Regions from separate parts of the Mus musculus genome. Here region 2 is linked to region 1. A link is a contact called in ENCODE Hi-C data. All regions are on one chromosome and are shown on one strand. The core of a region is the stretch at or near the end of the contact, and the rest is flanking DNA. Distances in the headings are between cores, read along the strand shown.

Region 1 (7,609 bases), core at 2,269-4,768:
TTGCTTCACTTATTGATAATCTATTGATCAGCTTATAATGAAGGGGTTCATAGAAATCATGGCCCTACTTAAAGAAAGCAGGCCACTGCAGACATTGCCAGTATGCTGTCTGTGAAAGATAAAGAGTGTCCCTCTCCTTCCATTTTTCTCTATACTTCCTAGTGAACAGGTTTGCACTACACAGGATCCCTGCCATAACGTCCTGGCTCGTTGGACCCCAAAAGCAGTGGTACTACCAACCATGAACCATAGCTCTGAAACCACAAGGCAAAATAAACTCTTCTTCCTTCAGGTAGACTTTCTCAAGGAATGGGTCACAGTGACAGAAAAGCAATTTTGAATCAGCAAAATTAGACAAGGAAAACAGATTCAGTGTTTACAGAAATTTTCCTTCTGAGAGCCATGAGGGATAATCGGTTAAATTCCTCTCTCCTAGCCTGTGGTAACTTCAGTCATTTTTTGATTTACTGCAGTTGCCTTTGTTCCTGTATCTTCACTCTGTTGTCCCTCTATGCATGGCTATCTTGGTATTAAATATCTATTCTTTATTATTGGAGCGTCCTACTAGATACCATAGGCCCACAGGCTGACCCCCAACCCAGGAGCCTACTGCCTCAATCTCCAAAGTAATGGGATTTAGGGCACATACCGACACATCTGATTCATTTTTTCCTATATCAACAGTCATCTTTGATTAAGGCCTAGACTTTATCTTAATTAGCTTGGCCTTAGAAATTTTTTCCGTTGCTGTGATAGAGTATCCTGCAAAAGCAACCTACAGAAAGAAGAGTATATTTTAGGCTCAGAGCTGGAAGGCACAATTGATTATGGCAAAGAAAGCAAGGGAGCAAGGGCTTAAAACAAGTGGTCAGATGTTCTCTATAAGAAGAAGGGGGTGACGAATACTTGTGTTCTTTGTAAGTGGGGGCACAGTAAAGAAACCAAGAAAAATCTGGGAGCAAAGTTTTTATTGTGGATGAGAGAGAAGGGTATGGGGGGCATTCTGGGGCATCTGGAAGAGTCCAGAGCTAAGGGAAATGGAAGCTAACTGGACATGGCCCAGAGGAAAGCAAGATTAGCAGAAGAGCATCAAGAGAGAATTTCAAGAATAGTGTGCGCATGAAGAAGTGGGGAGACTTGCTATCATATAGAGAACAAGGGGTATCCAGGAGGAGGGAATCCTGGAGATTACAGCAGTCTGGGAGCTAGTCTGGAGGAGTGGTAGTAGGCAGACAGGGAATAATCAGTGTGTAGATAATCAACAAGATAGCAAGCTTCTGGCCTTTCCCAAAAGTGTGACCTTTCTGGCTGACTTACCTGGGCATGTTCTAGGCAAAGCATGGATATGTCAAAGCTTGCACAGGGAGATACTATGGACCTACACCTCTCTTTTTAAACTGATCAATGCAAAAAGAGGGGAGAAGAAACCCCACCCAATATCACCAAAACACTCAACTACCAATCTTCCAGGGGAAAGCAGATTTCAGTTTCTATCTCCTTCCCACTTATGATCGGTATATCCACTTGTGAGTGTCTGTGTGCATTCATGCATGTGTGTGTGTGTGTGTGTGTGTATGTGTGCATGTGTTGCACACATACTTTACTATTAACAGAACTTGATTGCTTGCTGTTGCTGTGATTTTTTTTTTCTGTCTTTTAATTCTTTAATTGTTGGGAAAAACTGAACTCAGTCCATGACCCTGGATGGTAACATAAGCGGGTACCAATACCACTGCACTTGACTTGGAACTGTGCTGGTTTTGAAAAAGTGCCTTCTTTTGCAAAAGTGTGTATCTTATTTCTAAATGAGATATGAATGTCTTAAAGCTGCTATTTCCTAGACTAATGTAATAAGGCATAAATAAACTTTATTCTTAATAACATTCAGGTATAATTTTGTAGGACTTTGAATAAATGAATTCAAAGTATAGATGTGATGTTTATTTTTGAGGCTAATTTGTCTATTTTGTCTAAGTTTTTCTCCAGTACATTTACTTCAATGTTAATGTCTTAAGATTTCTATCATTAATTGATTATGAAAATTAAATGTATATACTTACAAAATCCCTATATGTGTGTATATATACATACATACATACAGCATGTATACGTATATATATTCTTAGTTGAGATATATACACATTATATTGTAAGTACATATTTTTATATTTTTGTATTTTGTTTATGTGTATGTGTGTTGCCTGCAGAAGCCAGAAGTGTTGGTCAGATTCCCTGGAGCTGGAGAGCAGGCAGCTGTGAGCTACTAGATTCGAGTACTGATAACAAACCTCAGATCCTCTGGAAGAACAAGCCCTCTTAACGGCTTACCCATGACTCCAGCCCAAGAAAACATAATCTTAGAATGTAGACTTGTAAAAAACTATTAAGAACTAGAGTATAGGGAAGGAAATGTCGGTGTTATATATATTACACTAATAATATAAGGGACAATTACAGATTGTAGTATCCTGGTGCGTGTAGGATCGTGGAACTATATCGCTCACAAATATGAGATATTTGCGCCAAACATCGTACTGAACAGTTATCTAAGTAGAAAGGTGTTTACAGTAAAAAGATGAAATAGTGCTGGATTTTGGTTGTTTGGTTTTGTTTGTTTTTGCCTTTGTTTTTCTTTTTGGATGGAAGACTTCCCAAACACAAGAAATGGTTTTATATTTCTATTTGTGAGTAGGCTTTGAGGAATAAAAGAAGAAACCGTTTCCTGGTAAGGGAGCAAGTCATATAAGCTAAACACCTCAATTTGTCACACTGACAGCGCTAGCCTCTCTACCTCACTTCTCACAAGTGGCAGCCACTGAGTAAAGACTGGAGTGGAAGCAACCAGATGGTTTACAGCTCAGGAAGTGGGGCACCAGGCTCCCCAGCAGTAGTCACCCCACACCCTATCACGTCCAGGGTTTGGAGTCTAAGGAAGACACTCGGGCCAAAGGAAAATCCAGCCGACCCACCTGACACCAGACTGGAGAACTCCGGAGGGATTTTCCCCGGAGGAAATCTTTTCCAAGCCTCAGCGATGTCCACCCGGCTTGTGGGGGGAGGGAGGCCTCTGAGACACGCCCATGATCTGCAGAGGGAGGAGCCGGCAGAGGGAGGAGCCCGCAGAGAGGGGAGCTTGCAGAGGGAGGAGCCGGCAGAGGGAGGAGCCCGCAAAGATGGGAGATTACAGAGGGAGGGGCCGGCGGAAGGAGGAGCCAGAGGACAGAAGAGCGGGCGGAGGAGGAGCCGGCGGAGGGAGGAGCTGGGGGAGGGCGGAGCCGACGGAGGGAGGAGCTGGCAGAAGGAGGAGCCGGCGGAGGGCGGAGCCGGCGGAGGGAGGAGCTGGCAGAGGGAGGAGCCGGCGGAGGGAGGAGCTGGCAGAGGGAGGAGCTCACAGAGAGAGGAGATTGCAGAGGGAGGAGCCGGCAGAGGGAGGAGACCGCGGAGGGAGGAGCCGGCGGAGGGAGGAGCCGGCGGAGGGAGGAGCCGGCGGAGGGAGGAGCCGGCGGAGGGAGAAGCCAGGGGTAGGAGGCAGGGGCTGAGGAGTTGGTGAAGGTAGGAGCCCGCCCAGGGAGGGCCGGCGGAGGGAGGAGCCCGCCGAGTCCAGGAGGAGGGAGGAGGACGGTCCACCCCGGCGCGGCCGCAGACCCGACGGGCTCCCTGGCACAGCTGACCGGGCCGGAACTGCAGCGGCCACGCGGGAATGGGCCGCCCCGGGACCTAGCGCCGCGGCCAGGGTCGGGCGGAGCCGCCGCGCAGCCGGAGCCATGAACGGGGACGCCATCTGCAGCGCGCTACCCCCCATCCCGTACCACAAGCTCGCCGACCTGCACTACCTCAGCCGGGGCGCCTCTGGCACGGTCTCGTCGGCACGACACGCAGACTGGCGCGTGCGGGTGGCAGTGAAGCACCTACACATCCACACGCCGCTGCTCGACAGGTAGGGCGCCGGCGCGGGGCCCCACACAGACGCGGGCTGGGTGGTCCACAGACCGGCCGCACTATGGCGATGCGCCGGCTCCGCCGCGGCGAGTCCTTAAGTCCTTGGGCTAACCTGATCCAAGGGAGAAACCATCCTGGACGTGCGTCAGACTTTGCAACTCGCCCTGCCTCTCCTCCCACCCGAGGTGTTCCCACTCTCCAAAAACCTGCAATCACGGCCACCTCTAAAACCCTGTTTATTGAACCCGACGTGTGTTGGTACAGTGCTTGTGGGCTTTGCTTTGTTTTAGCTAGCTGTTAGCGGTAAGAGCTGTGGAACTCTAAAAACTGCTCTTGGAAATGAAGTACGCAGTGACTGCAAAATACACACCGGAGTTTGAGCATTTAGCACTAAAAAGAAAAATAATAATACTATACCGGTGTTTTTATATTGATTAAACGTCAAAATATTTTTCTAGGGTTTTATGTGTGTTTCACTCCTGCTCCTGAGCCTGCATATTATGGCTTGGTTTGGTTTGATTTGGTTGGTTTTGTTTTCTTTGTGGTTTATTACGTGCCCTCATGAAGTTCAGTTATCAAATTCTACATTACCAGTTGTTATTCGAGCTCTTGCCTTGGAAGTCCCCAAAGGAAGTGTGCAATGTTTTTTGTAACAGTAAAATGAATCAAAAGCTATTAAATGGTCAAAATTTGTGAAGAATAAAAGTTTTGACCATCCCTTGCCCTGGTATTATTTGTGTCCAGCTCCCACATATTCAGAAGAAAGAAAAAAAAAAAGCGTTGGTTTCTGTTTCTAGGAAAACATTACAACTAAATACCATAGATCTGTGGCTGTATGTGTTAGTCAATGGATCTAGTCAGAACTCTTGTGTGTTTCACTTCCATCAGAAATTGAACTAGACCTTCATTCAGTTCTTAGTGCACTTGCTAACCTTGGTGGCTACAGGCCTCTTCTCCTGCTGGATCTAGTGTGAAAATACAGAGATCATAGCGGCCCTATTGGTCAGAGGCTGTTAACCCTGGGTATCAGGTCAGATACAGCATCAGATAACTAACTCTCTTGCTTCAGCCCTGGTAGAATGTTGGACTTTCATCTGCCTGGAGGCGCCCTCCCTCCCTCCAAGGGCTAGATCACAGTGTATGTGGAGCCAGTGCTGTGTGTGTGTGTGTGTGTGTGTGTGTGTGTGTGTGTGTGTGTTCACGTGTTCGAGCACGTGCGCCTAAGTAGTCAACTTTAAAGGGAGGTTGGTTAGTACCAAGCAAACGAATGGTCTATGGAAATGTAGCACTAATAGACCACTAGGTAGACTAAAGCTAGTTGCTTTCTCACTTTTGATTCTGCTTTTCAAAGCTTCGTTTGTGCCATTTGTAGGCCAAGGGAAAAAGATGGACAGGATGGTATTGCTTTCCCATATTCACCAACCACTTATGGTATAATTTCCTTGCATTGGATAGGGCATTGTCTTTATAAAACCAGCACAATCCCCTACCTTACTGCATTGCATTCTTTTATCTTGCTGTCTAAGATCTTACCATGAGCACAGGCCTAGGCTTATGCAACTGACTCTGAGGGTGTCTTACTTCCTCACCTGTTAAATATGAATAATAAACACTGTATGTATATTTGTTGTGCTCTGGTGTGGATAATGTACCCATTGTTCTTTAAGATTACCTGAAAAGAAAATAAGTCTAGGTGACGTTGCATATTATTTTAATAATTAGTGAGTCACTCTCCATTGCCAGTGAGTGGGACTTCCATAGCAGTCTTCCAGCCTTAATGGACTGATGACTCTGATTGGTTGTTCAAGTACCCTAGAGATGGAGAGCTGTTTCCTATTGACATTTTGAGTTAGGCCATTTTCATGATACAATTATTGAAGCTGTATTTTGCATTTTAAGTTTCTAAAAATCTTTTGCTTTTGTTTTCCCCCTCAATCTTGTTGAATTCTAACCTCACAAACTATCTGATTTGCTTTTCTCATCAAACAATAGAATAGAAAAGCACAGATGTTAGAGTACCAGGGCTACAATTTAAATCTGACTTAAACCCTGTCACTTTGTATTGTTGTCACCAAAGGATCATTCATTTTTTTCTGACTGTAGATGCTCCAATATGTAAACCAGAGAGAATGAAACAAGCTTTAGAGAGTTGATTCAAGGGTTGGACTGTATATAAAATGGCTGGCAGGGAGGAGGAATACATCATACCTTTCTATGTTTGTATGTACATGCATGTGTTTGTATTAGCATACACACATAGGAGATCCATGTGCTGCTGACCCACATGCATGATGGGTAGGCCAGAGGTCAACTTCAGGTATTGTTCCTCAGGACCATTAAGAGAGAGAGAGAGAGAGAGAGAGAGAGAGAGAGAGAGAGAGAGAGAGAGAGAGAGAGGAGAAGAGAGTATCTTTAATGTTTTGGAGTGTGTATTGTTGCCAGCTTTTTTATATCTATTCTTAGGAATTAAACTCATATTCTCCTGCTTGTATGACAATCACTTTACTAATGTATTCTCTGCTAATACTTTATTTCATACTTTGGACAGAAGGAGGGAAGGCTATCTTATATGTATGTGTCACTGGAACTTCCACACTGTGTCCTCTCATCTCAAGTGTCCAGGGATCTTTGGGTTCATCCTGTAAGGTACTACACAGGAACTGTCTTGTTGACCCATATCTCTTGGGGCAAATACAGAGCTTGAGAAATTGAAGTTTAATTAAATAGGCTTCACAGACTGATATAACTGGTTTCCTTTCAGTCAAGGTAAGGAACAGAGAATAGAGAAACTTTGCTTTATGGTGTCTTGTGCCTCTTGAATTTAAAAGCATAAAATATTTTGCCTACTCAAAGACTTCATAACTTCTTACTATGGTTGGGTGTGCGTCCGTGTGTCTCTCTGCTCGTGTGCTTTAAGTAGTCTGGTCAGGAATGTCTGTCTGTATGCTTATTTCAACAGCCACTCGTCCAGAGCTCAGGTTTCTTAAGAACCAACTAATCATCCTTGCTTACCCAATAGACTTCTCCTGGAAGCCTTTCTATTTATGTCAGCGCTGCCAACACCCATGCATCTGGGGAAATGATGATGGCGTCAGATCAGCTCTCCCCCATTGCTTTTGTTCACTTGAGTCCCTTGTAGCCAGTGCATCCTGACGTCTACCACTCTTTTCAGCCAGTGTTTTCTTGTCTTTCCACTACTTTATCAGGCTTCCCTTGCTTTGTATCTGGACTATTGTTACAGTCTTCATAGTTGTTCCCCTTTCTCTTAATCCCATATCCTGTTTCCAAGATAATTATCTTTAAACCTCCTTTTACTGATTTCTTTTCTCTTGCTCAAAACCTTCCATTGCACTTGACTGTCAGACAAAGTTTTGGGCCTCTTAGGATCCCAACACGTCATTTATGCCACCCCCTCTGTCGTGCACTCTTTCCTATCTTAGCTCTCATTAAACAGTCACAGTCTTACTTTCACTTCCTGAATTCATTTGACACATGGCTGGTGGACATGCACTGTGTTGCTGCATATAAGGCATTGTTTATGTCCTGGGAATGGATACACTCATGGGCAAAAGAGAAGCAAGGTCTTATCTTTTGTGCAGTTACTTTCTGGATCTTCTCTCTGATGTTGAAATTCTAGCCATACTTCAAATTCCACTGAAAGTCTGTCTCT
Region 2 (7,609 bases), core at 1,662-4,161, 3.4 Mb before region 1:
TGACTCCTCTCCCCCTCCCCACATACCATATGTGTCTATCTCACTCAGGTCCACTGCCTTTTCTTACCCTACAATGGGCCAAAGGCTTCCTTACATGATATTTTCTCTGCCACTATTCCTTCATATTATACTATCAGATGCCATCTTCCTTTCCTCATATGAGTTCATATTTCTTACCTGGCTCATTTCAATTTATCTTTCCATTATCAGTGTGTCACTTCCTCAAAGAAACTTCTCCTTATTCCTCCTAAATATATTTCCATTTATTAATTCATAATTTGACTTTTGCAATGGTTTGGACTATATTTTGGAGGAACTAGTAACATATGCCTTCATTATGCTATAATCTCAATGACTGATTTTTTTCAATTATACTAGGGTTAAATTTTTTTATACTTTTTCCATTCATTCAATAAATGTGTATTGTGTATATGTAATGGTAGATCTCAAACCCTAGACAAATGGCTAACTGAGATGCCCATTTAACATATCAGAGCAGATGCTGGTAGCCAGGTTCTCAGCAACTACCTATTACAGGCCATCCTGGCTGGCATACCCTCCCCCCTACCCTACTATGCATCCTACTATGCTCTCCCTCATAGTTACAGTGGGCCTTCTCCACTCACACCTAGCAGCACCATGCCCCCTCCCTTTTTTAAATATAATATACCTTCTACCTTCTAGTAATCAGAAAAGTAGAAACACTTGTAAGATACTTAAGTATATGTACTGATAGATGGTGCAAAATGCCAGCTAGGAAGGTGAAGGAGAAAGGGCTACAGATGTATTTCTGTAAATGTTTGCAATTCTATTTTAATTTTCCCCCCTTTCAATGTCCAGTACTGAACACAGAGCCTTGTTTGTGCTAGGCATTTAGTACTTTATAACTGAACTATGACCTCAGCCAAACATTGCAATCCTAACCTGGATAATGGCCAGAGAAGGCTTCACTCAGAACTTTTGAGTTAATACCCAAAGAAGCGAGTCATGAGGGGTGTTAGGGACACAGCATTTTGTGTAGAGTAAAATAAACATGCAAATTTTTGCTCTGGAAAAGTAGATGGAAATCTATGACCATTAGGGAAGAGGAAGTAAAAGGTAAGGGACAATGATAAGTTAGGTGGCTAGCAGTGCAGTTTCTCTTCCCACTGTAAGGATTTTGAATGTTTGCTTTATATGACTAGGTCATATCTAATTTACATCTTATTTTGGATCCTTCTATGTCCAAAGTAGACTAAAGGTGAGCATGGTTGACCTACGAGAGGCAATCTCTTGAAGGAAACAAACTCACTTTCTCCCAGCAGTTTTCAGTTGCTACTACATTACTAATATACAGCTAAGAGTGAGACTTTATACCTATTGCCCCTCTCCATGCTGAGAATTTGTCCAACCTGAGCTTTTGCAGGTCATTCCAGGCTGTCAAAGTTGCAGTGAGCTCACATTTAAAACTGCCCAGAAGACTCTAGCTCTTACATTCTTTGCTTTCTGTCTTCTTTAATGATCACTGCTGGGTCTTGGAAGGAGGGGGCATGATGCAACTATCCCATTTAGGGGTATGCTTTCCTTAGTCTCACCCTCTGTGCCTTGGACATTTGCGGGACTCTGTTCACCACGGCTGCAAACAGAAGCTGCTCTGATGAGAGCGGAGAGGTGCATTAATCTATGAGTTTAACGAAAAGCCATTAGGAGCTGACTTGATACTCTGTCCATTGAGCAGAATATTTATAGTAGATTCTCCCCTGGGTCTGTGACCTGCCTAGCTGTTGTTTTTGCCTCGATAATAGTGCCAGGTATGGATTTCATTTTGTGGAGTGGAGTGGAACTTAAATCCAATCAGAAAGTGGTGAGTTATTTCCATGATATTCCTGCCACTATTGCACAAAGGGCATGTCTTTCCAGGCTGCTCATCACTGGCGCTCTAGGGTTCACTGCTGGGTAAGACTGAGATGACCTTTCTCCTCTGGAAGCTTACATATCACATTCCATTCTTTAGTCCTTTCTATTGAGTGTCCCCCCCCCCCCCCGCCTTTTTCCCCTCACCAATGTAAGTGAAGTAACTTTTGTAATACTGTTCGTTTGTCTTTGTTGATTTTTATCCCATTTTTTTCCAGCAGATATTTTAAATTTTCATTCAATAGAAGGATGTGACTTTGAGTACCCATCACCATAGGCATTTTGAGATTAGCATAATCTGATGACTTTAGGCAAATTGAACAACTGTTTACCTACCACATTTCACAGTATTTTCTTGCACCATTCTTATGAAAAGGCACGTGGCGCTAAACACATAACAAAGCTTTTGTGACGACCAAATAAAATAAATATATATTAAATAAAATAAGCATGTAAAATTACTCTGGGAAGGTGTACGCTCTACAGAAGGATGCTTAAGAGCTGGCATTTCACACTATTTCCTTGTCCAGATCTGTTTTCTTTCTTTATTTTTTTAAGGTTTATTTGTTTTGCTTTGCATGTATGAATGTTTTGCTTGCATGTTTGTACACACACACACACACACACACACACACACACACACACACATACACACACACCTGCCTGCTGCCTTGGGGAGATCAGAAGAGAATGCCAGATCCTCTGGAATGTGCTAGATGTTTGTGAGCTACAAACCGGGAACTCTGCAAGAGCAACAAGTGCTCTTCACTTCCGAGCCCCCCCCCCCTCCCCCCCAGACCAGATCAGATATTTTACTGCCTAAAGTCAATTACGGGTTTTGTAAGAATTCTTTAAAAGGTCAGCGGGTTGAGGCGCAGCAAAGAAAACTGGGAGTGAAAATGGGTTGAAATGGGTTGGGCAGCAAGCTCCCTATCAAAAGCAAAACTTCACCTTGGTCCCGCCCACAAGCTCCGCCCTCGCCCCTCCGCTCCGGGACTCCGCCCACGAGCCCCGCCCCTCCGCGGTCCAGCCCTCAGGTTCCAGTAAAGCCCCTGCGGTCCTGCCGCCTTGCGGTGCTCCTCGCTGGCTCTCCACCCTCACTCGACTTCTGCGGCGATATAGCACGTGAGTGCGTGACTTTTCCCAGCTCCGGAGCCGTGTGTCCCAGCCCAAGCCTGCAGCCTCCCGGGAAGCGGGCCGGTCCCGGGCGGGAAGACTTAGGGCCCTCAGGCTTCCATGGCCCGTCCCTCCGGGCCCCGGGCGCTGGAAGTGCTCCGTGGGTTTCCGGTGCCCACTCTGGGGACTCCCGAGTGTCGCGTGCTGGGTCCGCGGCCCGTGGAAGTCCGGGGCTGGGGGTCAGCCTGGGGGCCGCGAGCGCCTCCTGGGCCTGCGGCTCGCGCACCTGAAGAACCCTGCCGGGGATCCGCGGGCCTCGAGTGGAAGGGCAGGGTGGGGCGAAGGGTTACAGCCCCGAAATCTCGGTCCCGCTCAGCGGGGAAAGATTGGTGAACCAGACGAACCGGTCGTGTGGGGGAACGGTGGAGGAAAGGCTGCGTGCTGAGGGAAAAGGTGCTACTGAATTCGGTGCAAAGCTGGGCCTGGGTGAAGTCCTAGCAAGCTCCTGCACCTGTGTCCAGGGCTTTGGGCTCACTGCACACGCGACGCGAAGGAAGGGCAGTGCCACTTACTTGTTTTGCAGTCAGAAACTTGAGAGCATAGTGACCGTTAGTGTTGGCGCTAATGCACTTGACTGCGATCAGCTTTTGTTTCTTTCTGTTGTGTTTGTGGCCGCCAATAATCAGAGGGTGAAGTAGGATTAAAATAACCAGTGGTTTGCAGTGACCCACAACCTCTGTGTTAAGACCATTTTTATATATAGTTAGCTCACAACAAGCATAAATGCGACTATTATCTTTTTCACTCCTCAGGAAACTGGAATTAATTTATGAAACTTGGCACCTCTGAAAGTGGTAGCATTAGGTTTCGATTGTGGTCTGTACTTTTTTTTTAATACTTTACGATTTACAAAAGTAAGTGAATCTTATTTCACAAGAAAGGCAGTGACTATCTGTCTAGTTTCAAGTATGTTCTGAGGTTTTGTTATCTGTCTAACCTTTGGGTGGGATGCCCAACCCTTTATGGTGTGTTTCTACATTTGTAAAATGGATATAGCACTGATGTGTCAGAGTGGTGAGGGCTAAATAAAATGTTTGTAGATCACTCATCGAAGTGTCTGATACATAAATAACGATAAGATAAATGATGATGGTAGTTGTAGTGACAACAGTGGATTCTCAGAATCTATCTGCTTTTCAACACTCCCCCTCACCCTGCCCCCTCTGTTTTGAGAATATTTTTTAAAAGGCGGCCCCTTTTGGCTGATGAGTTGAAAAATGCACCCCACTCGAGCCTGAAAATCTAGTGCCTCATCTCCAAGATTGGACCATGCAGAAGCTCTCTTAATGAGACAAAACTGAATTTCTGGTTTTTAGATTAAAACACGCCTGGCACAGGAAGGGAAGGAAGTACTGTCTTTCAGAATCTCTTCTCTGATCTATCCCCTAAAGCTGACGTCTAGAATTGGGGGAGCAAAATTATTCATTGCCTCCAAAGGCATGTTGATAATTGGACATCTCTTTTAATTTTACTTGAACATTTATAAACAGTGATCTATAAAATAAAGCCTTAATTCCAGCACTCAGGAGGCAGGGTCAGGTAGGTCTCTAAGTTTGAGGCCAATCTGATATGTAGAGGGAATTCCAGGACAACTAGTGCTATATACAGAAACTCTGTTGGAAACCAAAAACAAACAAACAAACAAACAAAGGAAATTAAGATATTTTATGGGGCTGGTGACCGTGGTTGGTGTAAGGGAACTTGTCTATCAAGCTGATGACCTTGGGCTTAGTCCTGCAACACTGAAATAAACAAATAATTAATTAAAATATTTCTTAGCATTCTTTACAGTGACATTTCTTCTGCACCTGCATCTGCTCAAGCACTCAGCTCATATTGTCTCTGTGCTCTCTCATCTCTTCTTATGCCTTGGTTCGTGGGGTTTTCTTTCTTGCTGTCTTTTGGTGCTGTCCTCAGATTCCATTTATAGTTGTTAAACTACCTCTTTTCCAAAAATTTCTTTCACTAACGGTGAAAGATAAGTTAAGAAAGATAATGTTGGATGTGAAAAATGATTTCATGACATTTTGACCTTTAAATATTCAAAATGAGGCACAATTCTTTGTCAAAGTTTGATCTTGCTGGTGGATCTTTTAGAAAGAATCAATACCACTTCCATTAGTTCTCAGCCTCTTGAGGAATCCATTACACTGTTAGGTCCTTTCTGAGGCCTTTATGTTACAGTCTAACTTCCTTCTAAAGTGGTTTTGTTTTGTTTTAATGTTCTTGATTTGTTTTGTAGATACTGCTGCCTAGGTTAAAGTGTAAATGAACCAGGTAGAAGACCTCTAGAAGATTTGTTAAAAGAGTCGCCAAGAAAGAACTTAAATGACCACTTATCATAAACTTTTTAACATTAAGTTTCATACTGATAAAGAAGGGAACTTATATACACATTTTGATAACATTCTGATAACAAAATTTAAACCATAGCGTAGCTATGTTATACTACACTGGCTTAAATGTATTTGAAAAAGGCTGGGAATAGGGTACAGAGATTTTTTTTTGGAGAGGCTTTTCATTCTCATAAAGAGAATAAAATATAACAGCTCAGCTAAAAGGAATCATAACCCTTAAAAAGACATGAAAATTAACAGTACTACGATCATACCAATTTCTATTAGATAGAACATGAATACAATTTCTCTATGAGAAGGAAATATTACACAGTTTAGTAAAACCACTATCTTATGAAATGGATATATTATGTCTATTTCCTGTAAAAATTACCAAAGCAACAATGTGGATAGTGTGGTTTATAGTGTCATCATATTAACTTGTTTTCTGTTTTTTCTTTTATTTTTTTCTTACTTATTTGAGACAAGATTTTTCTGTGTAGCCCTAGCTATCCTCTGCCTCCCCTAAGTGTTGGAATTAAAGCTGTGTGCCTCCGCTGTCCAGCCTCCCCCTTCCTCTCTTTCACTTCTCTCCTCTCCCCTCTCCCCAGTTCCTCCCCCCCCCACCTTCCCCTCTCTTTCCTTTTTCATATAGACTCTTGTGTAGTCTGGGGGAAACATCCAGACTTGCTGTAAAGGCAAGGATTGCATTCACCTCCTCCCTCTGCCTCTCAAGTGCTGGCATTATCAGTATGTGTAACCACACCCAGGTACTTAAAGGGCTGAAGTTTTCCTTTTACAGTTCCTCTAAACATTGAGATGATATTACAGTAAAATTCCTATTTGCAAATGTGAGAAGGAGTGGCAATTTATTTCCATCTAGATAGGGATTTTTTTTTTTTTTCAAACAAGACTTTCTCTGTGTAGTCCCAGGAACTCTGTAGACCGGGCTGCCCTCAAACTCCTGTGAGGAGTCCTGAGAGATCGTCTTGCCTATGCCTCCTGAGTGCTGGGATTGAAGGCTTGTGCCACCACCACCTGGCTTGGGATCATATGTTTTAAAAAGAAGTGAAAATCTAAACAAATGTTTCCTGGTGGTATTGTTAAAAGAAATTGTTGCAATTCCTAAAAGTGCGGAACACCTACAGTGTTTCTCTTCTGCTCTGCTTGTCTCCTCAGCCTTGCTTATGATGGGAGGTGCTGTTAAGTCTACTCCGTTTGTTCACCTTTCTATCCTGTAGTCACATTCACGTGAGAGTTTCCTTATGTCAGTGTTGTTCCCCAGCAGCTCAGAAGAGTGCCTGACACAGGGCAGTTGATCCCAGTGTTTGATTGAACTGGTATTAAGTGAGTAATAGTGTTATTAAATATTAATGATTAGGAAATGTAAAAGAACTTGCCAGAAGGTTATAAACAGCTGTGATGTATATGGTAACCAATGCTGCAGTGAATATTCTAGAAATTGGACAATGTGTTAAACATTTCATAGTTTTTGTTCAGTATATAATCATATAATCATATAATGTTGGGAAGGCCAGCACATGTTCTCTTACCGAGTGACACTGTGAACACTAGAAACTTTCAAACTTAGAGATTGAAAGTAGTAGTTGTTTTACCTTTAAACAAAAGGAATATGTTTATTTTGGGGTAAGGTCCCAGGCTAGCCTTGAACTCACTTCCTCCTGCTTCAGCCCCCTGAGTGCTGGGATCCTGGCACATAAGACCATCATGCCAAAACTTTTTTTTTTTTTTTGCATTGTTCACTATGAACTAGAGAGGCACTATGTGACAAATGGAACACTGATCTGAGCCAGCTGAATGCTCTGCATACCCAGCTAGGAAGGGAAGACAGGGAGACATATTTAGTGGGCAGGCGGAAAGCTCTGATGGTTCCACGCACGGAAGAAACTTGAGGCAGAAAGGTGACAGAAAAGAGAGCTCTGGGCAAGGAGGACCTAAAGGACTTGACTTTCAGTAGATCCCAAGCCTGAGTACGTTATCCACGCTTCTGCTGCGCAGCTGCCCCACAGCTTTACAGCATCTCTACCTTACATGGTAACAGCTCATTACCCTGATTGGTATTGACATAAGGTGACTTGCGGTGTTGCCCCGTAGTTTATAGCCAAGCATTTAAGATGCTTATTTCCTAAAGTGAGATGATATTGAAGCCCTGGTATTGCTTTTTTAAACACCTGCATTAATTA

The links. A loop is a pair of places that touch in the nucleus more often than their neighbours do.
Region 2: a loop to region 1 is called in a map of left cerebral cortex, with 5 times the contacts of the local background. The contact joins the promoter of Cpne3 here to the promoter of Ripk2 in region 1. A Hi-C loop is called at or near these places in 3 of 37 maps with a recorded cell type or tissue (heart, left cerebral cortex and v-Abl transformed pro-B cells).

What each region holds. Positions count from the first base shown.
Region 1 is chr4:16,159,552-16,167,160 of GRCm38, reverse strand. It overlaps Ripk2 (receptor (TNFRSF)-interacting serine-threonine kinase 2), which reads left to right and starts at 3,518. Exons shown (of 11, transcript NM_138952.4): 1 at 3,518-3,937. The coding sequence starts at 3,765. It overlaps A530072M11Rik (RIKEN cDNA gene A530072M11), which reads right to left and starts at 3,051. Exons shown (of 7, transcript NR_045765.2): 1 at 2,970-3,051.
Region 2 is chr4:19,565,410-19,573,018 of GRCm38, reverse strand. It overlaps Cpne3 (copine III), which reads left to right and starts at 2,911. Exons shown (of 16, transcript NM_027769.3): 1 at 2,911-3,018.